3 separate regions of the Homo sapiens genome follow, and all the other regions are linked to region 2. Evidence: chromatin contacts called from ENCODE Hi-C or POLR2A ChIA-PET data. All regions are on one chromosome and are shown on one strand. The core of a region is the stretch at or near the end of the contact, and the rest is flanking DNA. Distances in the headings are between cores, read along the strand shown. Region 1 overlaps LBH (LBH regulator of Wnt signaling pathway). Region 2 holds the start of LCLAT1 (lysocardiolipin acyltransferase 1). Region 3 overlaps LCLAT1 (lysocardiolipin acyltransferase 1).

What was found. A loop is a pair of places that touch in the nucleus more often than their neighbours do. ChIA-PET counts read pairs that join two places held with the same protein, here RNA polymerase II (POLR2A). Pooled maps may share reads with other maps.
Region 1: a loop to region 2 is called in a map of CD8-positive, alpha-beta T cell, with 2.6 times the contacts of the local background. The contact joins the enhancer-like site here to the promoter of LCLAT1 in region 2. A Hi-C loop is called at or near these places in 6 of 168 maps with a recorded cell type or tissue (CD4-positive, alpha-beta T cell, CD4-positive, alpha-beta memory T cell, CD8-positive, alpha-beta T cell and 2 more) and 11 of 50 pooled maps. POLR2A ChIA-PET finds 5 or more read pairs at or near these places in 16 of 52 experiments (CD4-positive, alpha-beta T cell, CD4-positive, alpha-beta memory T cell, CD8-positive, alpha-beta T cell and 11 more).
Region 3: a loop to region 2 is called in a map of gastrocnemius medialis, with 3 times the contacts of the local background. The contact joins the enhancer-like site here to the promoter of LCLAT1 in region 2. A Hi-C loop is called at or near these places in 1 of 168 maps with a recorded cell type or tissue (gastrocnemius medialis) and 2 of 50 pooled maps. POLR2A ChIA-PET finds 5 or more read pairs at or near these places in 3 of 52 experiments (A673, PC-9 and T-cell).

Annotation. Positions count from the first base shown.
Region 1 is chr2:30,251,088-30,255,445 of GRCh38, reverse strand. The region is part of intron 2 of LBH (LBH regulator of Wnt signaling pathway); the gene reads right to left. Among named protein-coding and RNA genes, the nearest start is that of LBH, 22 kb to the right of the region's middle. Within about 2 kb of position 2,350, at least 23 of the 41 ENCODE cell types and tissues checked have a DNase peak (open chromatin) inside an H3K27ac peak, as active enhancers do; they include CD4-positive, alpha-beta T cell, CD8-positive, alpha-beta T cell and spleen, where a contact is called at or near this core.
Region 2 is chr2:30,445,689-30,449,758 of GRCh38, reverse strand. It overlaps LCLAT1 (lysocardiolipin acyltransferase 1), which reads right to left and starts at 2,513. Exons shown (of 6, transcript NM_001002257.3): 1 at 2,376-2,513. RefSeq lists enhancers at 1,349-2,085, 2,283-2,402, 2,613-2,672, 2,713-2,782, 2,086-2,823.
Region 3 is chr2:30,582,611-30,586,696 of GRCh38, reverse strand. The region is part of intron 5 of LCLAT1 (lysocardiolipin acyltransferase 1); the gene reads right to left. Among named protein-coding and RNA genes, the nearest start is that of LCLAT1, 140 kb to the right of the region's middle. Within about 2 kb of position 2,461, at least 2 of the 41 ENCODE cell types and tissues checked have a DNase peak (open chromatin) inside an H3K27ac peak, as active enhancers do.

The sequences.
Region 1 (4,358 bases), core at 1,101-3,600, 190 kb after region 2:
CAAGTCCAGGGAGGGGATGGGCCAGTGTGGGTCACGGAGGCAGAGGGGGACACGGACCCCGACTCTGGGCTCTGTCTTCCTGACCAGGTTGGCCCAGAAGTTCTGCCCTCAGACGGCGCTGTGCCCAGACGTGCATGTGCCGAGCGAGGAGCGCCACGTGGGCTTTTTGGGTGCGTCCTCATTTCTTGGGTGGGGCCAGAGCCCCCCATGGGCTGTGAGGACACAAGGCGCCCTCCAAGCATGAGCTCTGAGAGTGGGTGAGAGGGACCCCGATGGAGGGAAGCCCACTACAGGTCACGAAGCTCTTTCAGATGTCAGCTCGTTCAGGGCTCACTGCCACTCTAGGAATAGTAAGACCCGGGACTCTGTGGGTCACATGGCAGAGCCAGGATTCAAACCTACATCTGCTGTTTTCAGTGCCTGAGCCTTCTGGAAAATGGATTAGGCTGCTGCTGGGTCTCCACCCCATTTCACAGATGGAAAACTGAGCAGGGAGGGAGAGTAAGACTCTGGGCCTTCACTGCCCAGGCAGCTGTGAGGGCCCCAGCCCAGGAGGTGAGCTTCCCAGTCCCAATGCTTGTTTTAAACCTTCAGGATCCAAGACAGCGCCATAAGCTGTCAAGAGGAGAGGGGGACCTGCCCTGTGAAGAGCCTGGCCCTGCCTCCACCCTCTGACCTCACTGCCAGGATTGTGCCTACCTGTGCCAGGGCCACATTGTCAGGGCTGGGAGAGTGAAAACCCAATTCTAACTATGACAGCCTAAGCCAAGGAAAAGCAAAAGGCATGACAAGCAGGGCAGGCCCAGCAAAAGGAGGAGGGGGGGAGGGGGAGGAGGAGGAGGAAGAGAGGAGGAAGAGGACGAAGAGGAGGAGAGGGGTGGGAAGCATTGGATTTCACTTCAAGCTGGAAACAGGTCTTTCATTAAAATAAGGAAAAAAATCTAATGATGATGATGATGGATGAAATTTTTCCTGAGCAGAATCTCAAACCTCACAATAATTCTAGTTACCACCCCCCAACTTATCCACAGTTTTGCTTTTCTTGGTTTCAGTTACCCACGGTCAACTGCAATCCCAAGATAGGTAGGTACGGTACAATAAGATATTGTGAGACAGAGACAGAGACAGAGAGAGACCACATTCACATAGCTTTTGTTGCAGTATAGTGTTATAATTGTTCTATTTTATTGTTAGCTATCATTGTTAATCTCACATTGAGTCTAATTTATAAATTAACCTTTATCACAGGTATGGATGTATAGGATAAAACATAGCATATGTGGGTTTGGTATTATCTGTGGTTTCAGGCAACCACTGTGTGTCCTGGAACGTATCCCCCAGAGATAACGGGGACTACTGTAACCCTATTTTGTGGATAAGAAACCTGAAGCACAGAGACGGTATGTGACTTGCTCAAAGCCACGCACCTGGGAAGCAGCTGAACTGGGATCCAAACTCAGACCTGTAGGACTTCAAATGAAGCGTTCACTTGATAGCATGGGTTAAGCCACACAACCCAGGTGCTCACTATGTCCTTGACCACCATTGTATAACTCCGGTCAAGTCCTCTCAACCCCAAACACCTCAGTTTCTCCTTTTGAGACATGAGGTGACCTTCTTGTCTCACTAGATGGGTACAAGTTCTTGGCAAATATAAAGATGATAAAATACTTTGAGGACATAAGCAAAATTGAAACTATAATGTCCTCTTTGGAGCAGTTTCAAAAGAACTACAGTAAGCATCCAATCTCCAAGCAAGAGGGAGTCATATGAACACAGTAATTAAAATAATTCCAAACAGCGCCATTCATACCGAGAGCTCCACAATTAAGTCTTTTAAGACCTTGCAAGAGGTCTGAGAATTGAACTTCTGATACTGCTTAGCTGCCAGAGGACTTTGCTCCCTGAATTGCTCGAAGCAAGCACTGTTTAAATTTTTTTGTTTGTTTGTTTACAAAGCCTATTAATTGTATTTTTAAAAATTACTACAATAATCGAACCCTTCCATCAGAGATCTTATTTTATTATCAGATTATACCCATTTGGGCCTCAAAATTGTAGCTCTCTCCAAACACAAAAAGTACCCAGAACCAACAGCTTCTGGTTTCCTTACAGACAGACAGAAAGCCTTGCAAAGTGCTGCTGAGTAATTTGCCAGCACAATCTTATCTCTGACAGCTGCTTCAGAGGCTGACCCCAAGGAGGTCAACATTTTTCCACTAAGTCATGCTTTTTAATCATCTAGGCAGCAGAAAAATGAGAGGTTGCAACTGCAATTTGACGGGTGGGGTAGGCAGTGGAAAAAAGGACTTGAGTCAGACTTGCCAAGCACATGACAGGTAGGGGTTGAGGCGGCAGGCCAGGCCGGCATGCTGCCTGCCTGCAGGAACTGGCAGGGAGTAAAGAACTGCCCCTGTTCCCAAAAGAAACTGCTTCTGGTTAAACCTCTTTCCCCAAAGTGCTCCTTCTCTCTGTACTACAGAAAGGCAAAAACAAACACAAATCATTTTCCCTTCTCTCTGCAGCTCTCAGAGGCATTTCTCACCCTCAGCCCAGGGTAGGGCAGGTCTAGAAGAATCCACCCCCAGCTGTGATTCTCCCAGCCCTACACCTTCCTCCCTCTGCCAGCCCTGGACTCCACATCCAGCAGCCACATTGGGCTGCCAAAGCTGATGGCTGAAATGAATCCAATGGACACCAAGTGTGTTAGTCCATTCTCATGCTACTATGAAGAAATCCCCAAGACTGGGTAATTTATAAAGGAAAGAGGTTTTTTTTTTTTTTGAGACGGAGTCTCGCTCTGTCACCCAGGCTGGAGTGCAGTGGCACGATCTCTGCTCACTGCAAGCTCCGCCTCCTGGGTTCACGCCATTCTCCTGCCTCAGCCTCCTGAGTAGCTTCGACGACAGGCGCCCGCCACCACGCCCGGCTAATTTTTTGTATTTTTAGTAGAGACGATGGTTCACCATGTTAGCCAGTATGGTCTCAATCTCCTGACCTCATGATCCGCCCGCCCTGGCCTCCCAAAGTGCTGGGATTACAGGCATGAGCCACTGCACCTGGCCTAAAGGAAAGAGGTTTAATTGCCTCACGGTTCCACATGGCTAGGAAGGCCTCAGGAAACTTACAATCATGGTGGAAGCGGAAGCAAACACATCCTTCTTCACAAGGTGGCAGGAGAGAGAAGTGCCGAGCAAAGGGAGAAAAGCCCCTTATAAAACCATCTGATCTTATGAGATCTCACTTACTATCATGATGAGAATGGCATGAGAGTAACCGCCCCCATGATTCAATTACCTCCTACCAGGTCCCTCCCATGAGACAAGGGGATTATGGGAACTACAATTCAAGATAAGATCTGGGTGGGGACACGGCCAAGCCATATCACCAAGTTCCATCCTTTGCAAATGGAATGAAGCCTTGACATTTACACACACCATGAATCTCCCAGGTCTTGCATTCTCCACTGTGTAGAAAAGTAAGCACCATTGTTCATCTCAGAAGCTCACCCTCAGGCCCAGGATTCTCTGCTCCAACAGCCTCTGCTGTTGGTCGGCCAAACAAACGCCCTGGGCTTCCCTGAAACATCTTGCTGCCTTCATCATCCTCATACTAAATCATCTATCCAACAAAGCAGCCACTCACCACACAGGGCCATTTAAAGTTACATTAAATTGATGTTTATATTATATCACATATAAATTTCTGTTAATAAAAATAAAATAAAAATTTTAGCCACCTTTCTTATTTTTTATTAGTTTTTTTTTTTTTTTTTTCTTGAGATAGGGTCTTGTTTTGTCACCCAGACTAGAGTGCAATGGCACAATCTCAGCTCACTGTAGCCTCAACCTTCCAGGATCAAGTGATCCTCCCACTTCAGCCTCCCAAAGTGCTGGGATTACAGGCATGAGCCACCATGCCTGGCCATGGTGATGGTGAATTTTACAGGGGACACCTCTTCGGAGGCATCCTTTGCCTGGTGGCCTCCAGTCCCAACAGGCCGTGGCATTTTGGGAACTCAAATGAATTCACTTGAAAGGTCAAGGGAGCTTCAAGGCTTCGTAGCAGGAAGAGATGGTCTGTAAGATACTGGAATTTCTGGCTGTATAGATCAGTGCTGTCCAAAAGAATGTTCTGCATATGGAAATGTTCTCTATCTGCGCTGTCCAGTACAGTAGCCACTTGCCATGTGTGACTATGGAGCACTTGAAAGGTGGCTAAAATTGGCCAGGCACGGGTGGCTCATGCCTGTAATCCTAGCACTTTGTGGGGCTGAGGTGGGAGGATTGCCTGAGCCTGGAAGGTTAAGGCTGCAATGAGCAGAGATTGTGCCATTGCACTCCAGCCTGGGTGACGAA
Region 2 (4,070 bases), core at 1,264-3,763:
GGAGGCTGAGGCAGGCGGATCACCTGAGGTCGGGAGCTCAAGACTAGCCTGACCAACACAGAGAAACCCCGTCTCTACTAACAATACAAAATTAGCCAGGCGTAGTGGCACATGTCTGTAATCCCAGCTACTCAGGAGGCTGAGGCAGGAGAATCGCTTGAACCCGGGAGGCAGAGGCTGTGGTGAGCCGAGATCGTGCCATTGCACTCCAGCCCTGGCAACAAGAGCGAACCTCCCTCTCAAAAAAAAAAAAAAAAGAAATTAGTCATAACTCTGTTTCAAAATAACTTTTTAATTAATGGGCAACACAAGTAAGAAGAATATACCACTTAACCAAAGTAAATGTAATTGTTACCACACAAATCACTATTGGACGCCAATGGAATAAACCATGATTATTATTTACACAAGATCACAAACAAAACTACTGGCTTGAAATATGTGTTCATTCTAGGACATTGCTAGAGCCTTTGAAAAAGAAAAATATATATATTAAAAATGAAAAATTTGTACATGAATTAATGTTTCCCCTTAATACATAACACATCTGTATGTCATAGGAAGATAGTAGGCATGGTGGTAGTAAGACAGTAAGAACACAGGCTGGAAACACAATGCTAATTGTGTGATATGGACAAATTACTTAAACTTCAATGTGCTTCAGTTTCCTCATCTGCAAAATAAAGATAATAAATGTATCCGCCTCACAGTGATGCTAGATGACTGAGTTGGCACATATAAGTCCCCGGATTCAGTGCCTGGCAGAGTACATGAATGCAGAGGAATAAATTTCAAATATTTTCACTGTTTTTTTAACTTTTTAAAGCCCTTTCACACATACTGTCTTTTCTTTTTCCTCCCAACAGTGCAATGAGATTGTTTGAATAAGAAATACTCACTTTAGAGATAAGACACCAATAGTGAAGTTGTATGATTACCCTAAGATATTTTTAAGTGGCAGAGTTTGGACTAGAATCCACCCATAACCTCAACCCCAGGACAAACTGACCAAATCTCCATGGATCCAGTTTGGAAGAATCTTTTGGGTTTTCCCCATTGCTTCCTCCTGGTTGTCAGCAACAGCCAGCCTAAAGACCTGGTGGGGGCAGATGCAGACGACCATGTGTTCAAATTAAAAAGTAGGAGAAGCCTAGCTTTCACAGAAACTGACACATAGTTGGCACTCCAGAGATTGCAGCTATTGATGACTGAAACACAAGCGCTATTACGTTTTTCTCAGTTACAGAACAAGGTACTACTCCATAAAATCAAGCCTACTACCAAAAACAAAAGTCAGTTAACATTATGCTTATCTGTCATATCAAGCATATCAAAGTACAATGTGCAACAGAAACCTAAACGAAAAAGTGATGATGTATTTTTACTTACTCTCAAAAAATATGTTTTACAAAAAGGGCTTTCATCAAGTCAGTTTTTTGAAAACTAACCCACGTAGTTATACTTCATGAGATGACGTTTCTTTGAACAAATAAGTTAATGATATGAATAAATATTTCATCTTGGTAATGCCTTCAACACATATCTTCAATACTTTTCTTGGACTTAAAGTGACTTCAATCCCTAATCTCATCTACTGCCATGTACACAAGAAACACAGTTAATGAACTTTAAAGGCAGATGCAGTATTTCCAGGGAAGCCACCTGAACCAGGGAAGTACAAGAAAGCAAAACATCTCCACAACCACATCTAAGTGCCTTATCTTTCAACTTCTTTTCTTCAAATGGGCAATTAGAAGCTACGATACACCTTAAAGATCAGGTTTGGCATCCGCCCTGGCTAGGGCCTACCTTTCTTTTCGCGGCACTGCCACTCTGGCACCTACAGGCAGGCCTTTGGCGCCTGCAGGACTCGCAGGGAAGACAACCCCAGCCCCTGCTCTCCACGGCTCTCGTCGAAGCCCCGCACGTGGTGACCACTTGAGACGTTTTAGTGCATGGGATTTAACAGGGTCAGACCTCAGGTTGCGTTCCGGGACAGTGCAGCTCCCAGACCCGCTGAGGTCGCAGGAGGAAGGTTTTGACGCTCCTAGCGTAAACACCGACGGGACCCTCTTCGCCCCGCGGCTACCTCGCCCTCGCCGCTCGCGCGGCCCCTCAGCACCTGACGCCTCAGCCAGCCTCCAGGAGTCGCTTCCCCGCGCCTCCTTCCACCTGAGCCAGCGACGCTACCGCCACCTGCACCGGGACCCCAAATGCCAGGCCAGTGGCCGTTACCCGAGGTCGCGGCCCGGGGAAGGTCCATGGCTCAGGAGGAAAAGCCCGGGCTGCAGCTCCCCTTCCTGCACCTCTGAGATCCCCCGGCCGCCGCCATTTTCCTCGCGCCGTAACCCCACCTGATAGTTCCAGCCTCCCACCTGTGACAAGCAGGGCACGCCGCGCGACGCCGAGTGGGGTGCGTGGGCAAGCTGGGGCTCCGTAGGGGTCACAACCTCCGTGCGGAACCCGCCGTTAATTCATCCCGTAACGCGGAGGCGTCCGGCCGTCGCCCTAGTAATGCGTCCCGGAAGGCTACGTCCTGATTGGCTGCAGGCGCCGTGACGCAACGGCGTCCCCGGCTGCGTGGGAAACCCGGGTCCCCGGCGCCCCGCGCTTGCTCCACAGCCCGGGATACCCCGGGTACCTTTCTTTGAGAGCTCCTTTAAAGAGGCCTCGCTTATTTCCTCGTCTGGCCTCCTGGAGAGGAGGGACCCACGGAACGGTGGGGTGTAGGGGTGAGAAAACAACGAAATAGGAAATTAGCGGAGGTCATTTGTCCGAGGGAACCTAATGGTTCATTCAACCCCTAGAGCTGCAAAATGGAAAACAGAAATCTGGGAGTTTAATTTACAAGCCTAAATTTGGTGCGCGAAGTCACAGGACAAATCAGTAGTAGAAGCAGTTATAGAACCCAGGTTCCCTGATCAGGAGCACAAAGTTTTTCTAGCACACTCAGTGTTTCCCCAGTCCTAGAAAATGTTTCCTCCCAGTTCCCATAGCAATTTCATCACACTGCTCTTAAAAGGTCTCGATCACCTATCATGGTGTGTCTGTCCTGTCCCCTAACCTACTAGATTGCATGCCCCTGAATGGTGGGGACTGTGGTTAAACCCCTTTTCATTTCCCTTAAGCAATTCCCTCCTCAACTTGGCCTTCAACAAATACAATAAGAATCTTAAAAATAATAAACATAGCTACACATCACACACAGCCACTCATCAGTAGTTCATGTATGTCTATACGTTTTATCCGTTTATTCAACAAAGCACAGAGTGAATATTTTTAAAATTACAAGGTTCCTGACCTCACAAAATTTATGGTGTAATAATAATGACCATCTACATGTTGGCTGCATAGCTTCAATATAGCTAAATTATATCCCCAAATTGCCTGTAAATCAAAGATTCTTGTGCTCTTTTCCTAAATTAGCTTCATAATTTCTCTAAGTTTGTTCCAAAACATTTTAATATTTAAGATGTGCTAAAATTGCATCAGAAAGTGAAGAATGACTACAGAGAGAAACACCAGAACAAAAGTCAATTCTGCCAATTATGCCTATGACTTTAGGCCTCCTTTTTACCTTTAAAATAAGATTACTGGAATAAAAGATCTCCCAATTCTTTTTTGTTGTTGTTAAGAGTTGGCCTGGCTATGCTCCAGAACCTTCAAGGGCTCTACTGTGGTTCTTTGGGGGCTTGCCGGAGGTTCCTCATAGCCTTTGCAGCTCCATTGCAGAGAGCTCTAGCATTGTGAGGTGTGTCCGGTGATACAGCCCAAGAGGCAAGGTTGCCCTTACCGCCCTAACCACAGAGGACAGTGCTGGGCTCTTTCTTTTTTCTTTTCTTTGCTTTTTTTTTTTTTTTTTTTTTTTTTGAGACAGGGTCTCGCTCTGTCACCTAGGCTGGAGTGCAGTGGCATGATTGTGGCCCACTACAACCCCTGCCTCCTGGACTCAAGCAATCCTCCCACCTCAGCCTCCAGACTAACTGGAACTACAGGCATCTGCCACCATGCCCAGCTAATTTTGTGTTTTTTGTAGAGACAGGATTTCAACATGTTGCCAGGCTGGTCTC
Region 3 (4,086 bases), core at 1,212-3,711, 140 kb before region 2:
AGAGAATGGAATGGTTGACTAGGGAAACAGAAAAATGGTCAGCCAGCATTGAAGTCAGCAACCGTACTGTGTTGAAGAGTGTCTCCCAATTTAATGTTTACTGGAACCCCAGAATGTGACTTTACATCTGCAAAGAACCTATTTCTAAATAATTAGTTAAGTCACAATGATGTTATAGTGGATTATGGTGAGTATCATGAGTGGTATCCTTAAAAGAAGTGGGAAGTCACAGGGCAGAAGGCCATACAAAGATGGAGGCCATATAAAGACTGGAGTCATGCTGCCATAAATCAAGGAATGCCTAAGACTGATGGCAACCAAGAAGAGGCAAGGAAGGACTCTTCCCCAAAGCCTTCAGAGGGAGCGTGGCTCTGCCAATACCTTGATTTCAGGTTTCTAGCTTACAGACTGTGAGAGAATAAATTCCTACTGGGTTTTTTTTTTTTTTTTTTTTTGAGACGGAGTCTTGCTCTGTCACCCAGGCTGGAGTGCAGTGGCGCGATCTCGGCTTCGCAAGCTCCGCCTCCCGGGTTGACGCCATTCCCCTGCCTCAGCCTCTGGAGTAGCTGGGACTACAGGTGCCCACCATCACGTCTGGCTAATTTTTTTGTATTTTTTTAGTAGAGATGGGGTTTCACGTGTTAGCCAGGATGGTCTCGATCTCCGGACCTCGTGATCTGCCTGCCTCAGCTTCCCAAATTACAGGCGTGAGCCACCACGCCCGGCCATTCCTACTGTTTTAAGCAACCTAGTTTATGATAATTTGTTACAGCAGCCCTAGAAAATTAATACAGCAACCAAGAGTTTATTTGGCAGTAATCTGCATGGTTTAGGGGATTTTCTCCAGCAGAGCTAAATGCTAGTACAGGTATAGAGAAGGCAAGCAGCAGGCAAGACCCAGGAATGCACTTCTGCTGACTGTGTGCCACCCAAGAGCAACAGGGATAAGGTGTTCAAATACTAGCAAGAGTTTGGTTTAAACAATGGACCACAGAGTATAACCGATAAGAGAGAAAAGCATGAACACAGAAGGATGATTATGGATAGGGAAAAAGCATAAGGGTATTAAGGGAAGAGAGATCTTAATGAGAGTAAAAACAGCCTAGAGAGTGAGATGTTGCAATTTAACGTTTAACAGGTGGAGCAATTCCTGAAGACAAGATCCAAACTATGAAGTAGTGTGAATAATGAGGAGATCATGGAACTGGCATGAGTTATCATGCAGACGGTGAACTTACCTAAGAATGTGGCTAGACTAGAGAGGGAATGGAAGACTGAGCCAGGTGCTAAGTCTCCCCTCTCCAGTGAAATGAAGGCTGAGGCAGAGGATGTAGTGAAGGGTTGACTGATTTCTGAGAGAGGTAAAAGTTGCTATATTTAGATGACAAAAGGCTCAAAAAAATGTTTTTTGACTCGGTATTTTTTTTTACCGAGGATGGATAAATCAGAGGTAAATTAAGAACATTATATGGTAGTGAGATATGAGAAAATGAACAGCGCTTGAGAGGGAAACAAGGAAGAGGCATGGAGTCAGGAGACAGCTATGTTTTAATGAAGGCAATAAGGCAGATAGCATGGTCAACACAGAGGTAGTTTGAAAAATGAGCCCATCATCGTGATGATCAAGATTATTTCTCATTTACCCCATAGAGACTGTAACTTGGCTACAACATCACTCTGATATATAAAACCTTACCTCTACTCATGTCCTTTAGGTAAGCCTAGAGGGTTTTTTTTTTTTTTTTTTTTTGAAATATAGTAATATTGGTTCCTTATCAGGGCAGCAAGTGGTTCTTCCACTGGCAAACTTTTCCGATCACCCAAATCACCGGCACAAAGGAACATTGTTGGAAAGATCACTGATGCTTTATGATGTGCTTGAGACATCACTGAAGAACATAAAACTTTTATATTAGTCTAGAATATAGCCAGTTTTTATGGATTCTAATTATTACAGAGGCCTGATGGCCCTGAAGAAGATAAAAGTTGGACTAACTGCCATCATAGAACATTTTTTGCTAAGCTGCATCAGTATCTACAACCAAGTTTTGCTACTTAGAAAGCACTGTCTAATTATACACAGACAATAAACTAGAAAGAATTACAGCAAGAAATCCAGAGAACCTTCCAGGATATTGTCAGAGTGTGGCCATACACCATCAAGCTCTATACCATACAAAGCAGTGATATTCTTTAACCCTCTTTAAGACTGTGACATCTGTACCTACCATACACATTATATCTTGAATGAATTCATTAAAGTCAACAAGAAGCCTTCCTTATTATTAAAGCCATTCTAAATGTGATTCAGCCAGCCAGAACAGTTAAGAACAACTGCAACAACAACAAAGCTATTTTTGGCTAGATGCATTGAGTGCGGGTAAAAAAAGGAAGCAAGAACAGGGTAGTCAACAGGCTAACAGGGTAGAGAAGAGAGGTTCACGCATGTAACTACAACACTGAGGAATCTTAATAGACATACAGTTAAACTGCTACACGGATTCAGAAAAAGAAAAGACCAGTTTGGCTGACGGGATCCAAGAAGATGGCCACAAATAGAAATAAAAACAAACACTGCATGTTCTCACTCATAGGTGGGAGTTGAACAATGAGAACACATGGACACAGGGAGGGGAACAACACACACCAGGGCCTGCTGAGAGGTGGGGGGCGAGGGGAGGGAAGTTAGAGGAAGGGTCAACAGGTGCGGCAAACCACTTTGGCACACGTATCCCTAAGTAACAAACCTGCACGTTCTGCATATGTATCCTGGAACTTAAAAGGAAAGAAAAGAGCCCTTCCCTTATCTTCTTGTTTATTTCAAACATTCCCACCTAATTCAACATGAAAAAAACCAAACCAAAGCAAATTTAAAATCCTGAGTGGCTACACAAACACCACATATAATATACATACCAATAATTAGAAGCCTGAAAAATCCAATGGGTAGAAATTTAACAGTATTGGTAAAGACTGCCACAGAAATGATGGCAGCTCACTCGTCAAGATTCATTTTCTTCTTTTCTCTCCATTTGCTATCACTTAATATAATACACTGGCCAAATTCGGACAATTTCAGCAGATGGACCTGGAAGCTAAGGGTTTTATCTTTTCCAACCACCCTTCCCCAAGGTGAGAGTATGATGTTTCAGCATTATCTTGCCAGACAGAAACTGCATTGGGGGTTGTGGTGGGAAATCTGTTTACAAGTGGATGGACTAAAATACTGAAACAGAAAAAAAAATCAAGTATGTGCTTTTTAGGCCTTGGGTAAGGACAATGGCAGCCAGAGGACAACACTGCTATTGTGGTGATGTAGAACACTATTTTTGGATGGCACTTTAATGAAACAACGAAACCCATGATCTTAAAGTTTACAGAAATGAAATTTGACTTGTAATTGCTACCTATCTCTATTCCCAAGATAGCAAAAGAGGCAATAGATGCATCTGAGAAACTTCTGGTTTAGCTCCTCAAATTGCAAATTAAGATCTAAATACTGAGTTTTATTTTAACAGTAAGCCATACTATCATCCTTTTGATTAATACCCAATAGCTAGTTATATGTGTTGGCTAATTTAGCTTATCTTAAACTTGTGTGCCAACACTTTAAATAAAAACACTTTAAATAAAGAGCTAATTAGAGTATAAAATAAAATGAACTGGTTTATAGTGCAGAAAAATGGTCAGCAGAATACAAAGATCTGAATTATTAAAAGTTCTGAAGTCATAAAAGAGGATGACCTTTATAAAAGAATAGCAATCTGCTTCAATTTATGTAAATGTTACAAGCTATTAGCCAATGGAACTTAAGGCTGCATAAAAGGTGAGAATTCTCAGGCATATTCCATCATACTCTGTGACATCTAACATTCCCATTTTCTGTAATTGCTGCCTCTTTGATGTTTTCATCCTGAGTTTTCCTCTCCTAGCCAAACGTTATAGGGCCAATAGAATATGATGTTGCACTTGGTACACAAAGTTCCCTCAACATAGCACGGTGAGTCAGTGAGTGAGAAATAAACTAAAATAAAATTTAAAAGGAAGGCTATGGGGATGAAATTTTTAAAAGGAATCTGGGCTTAT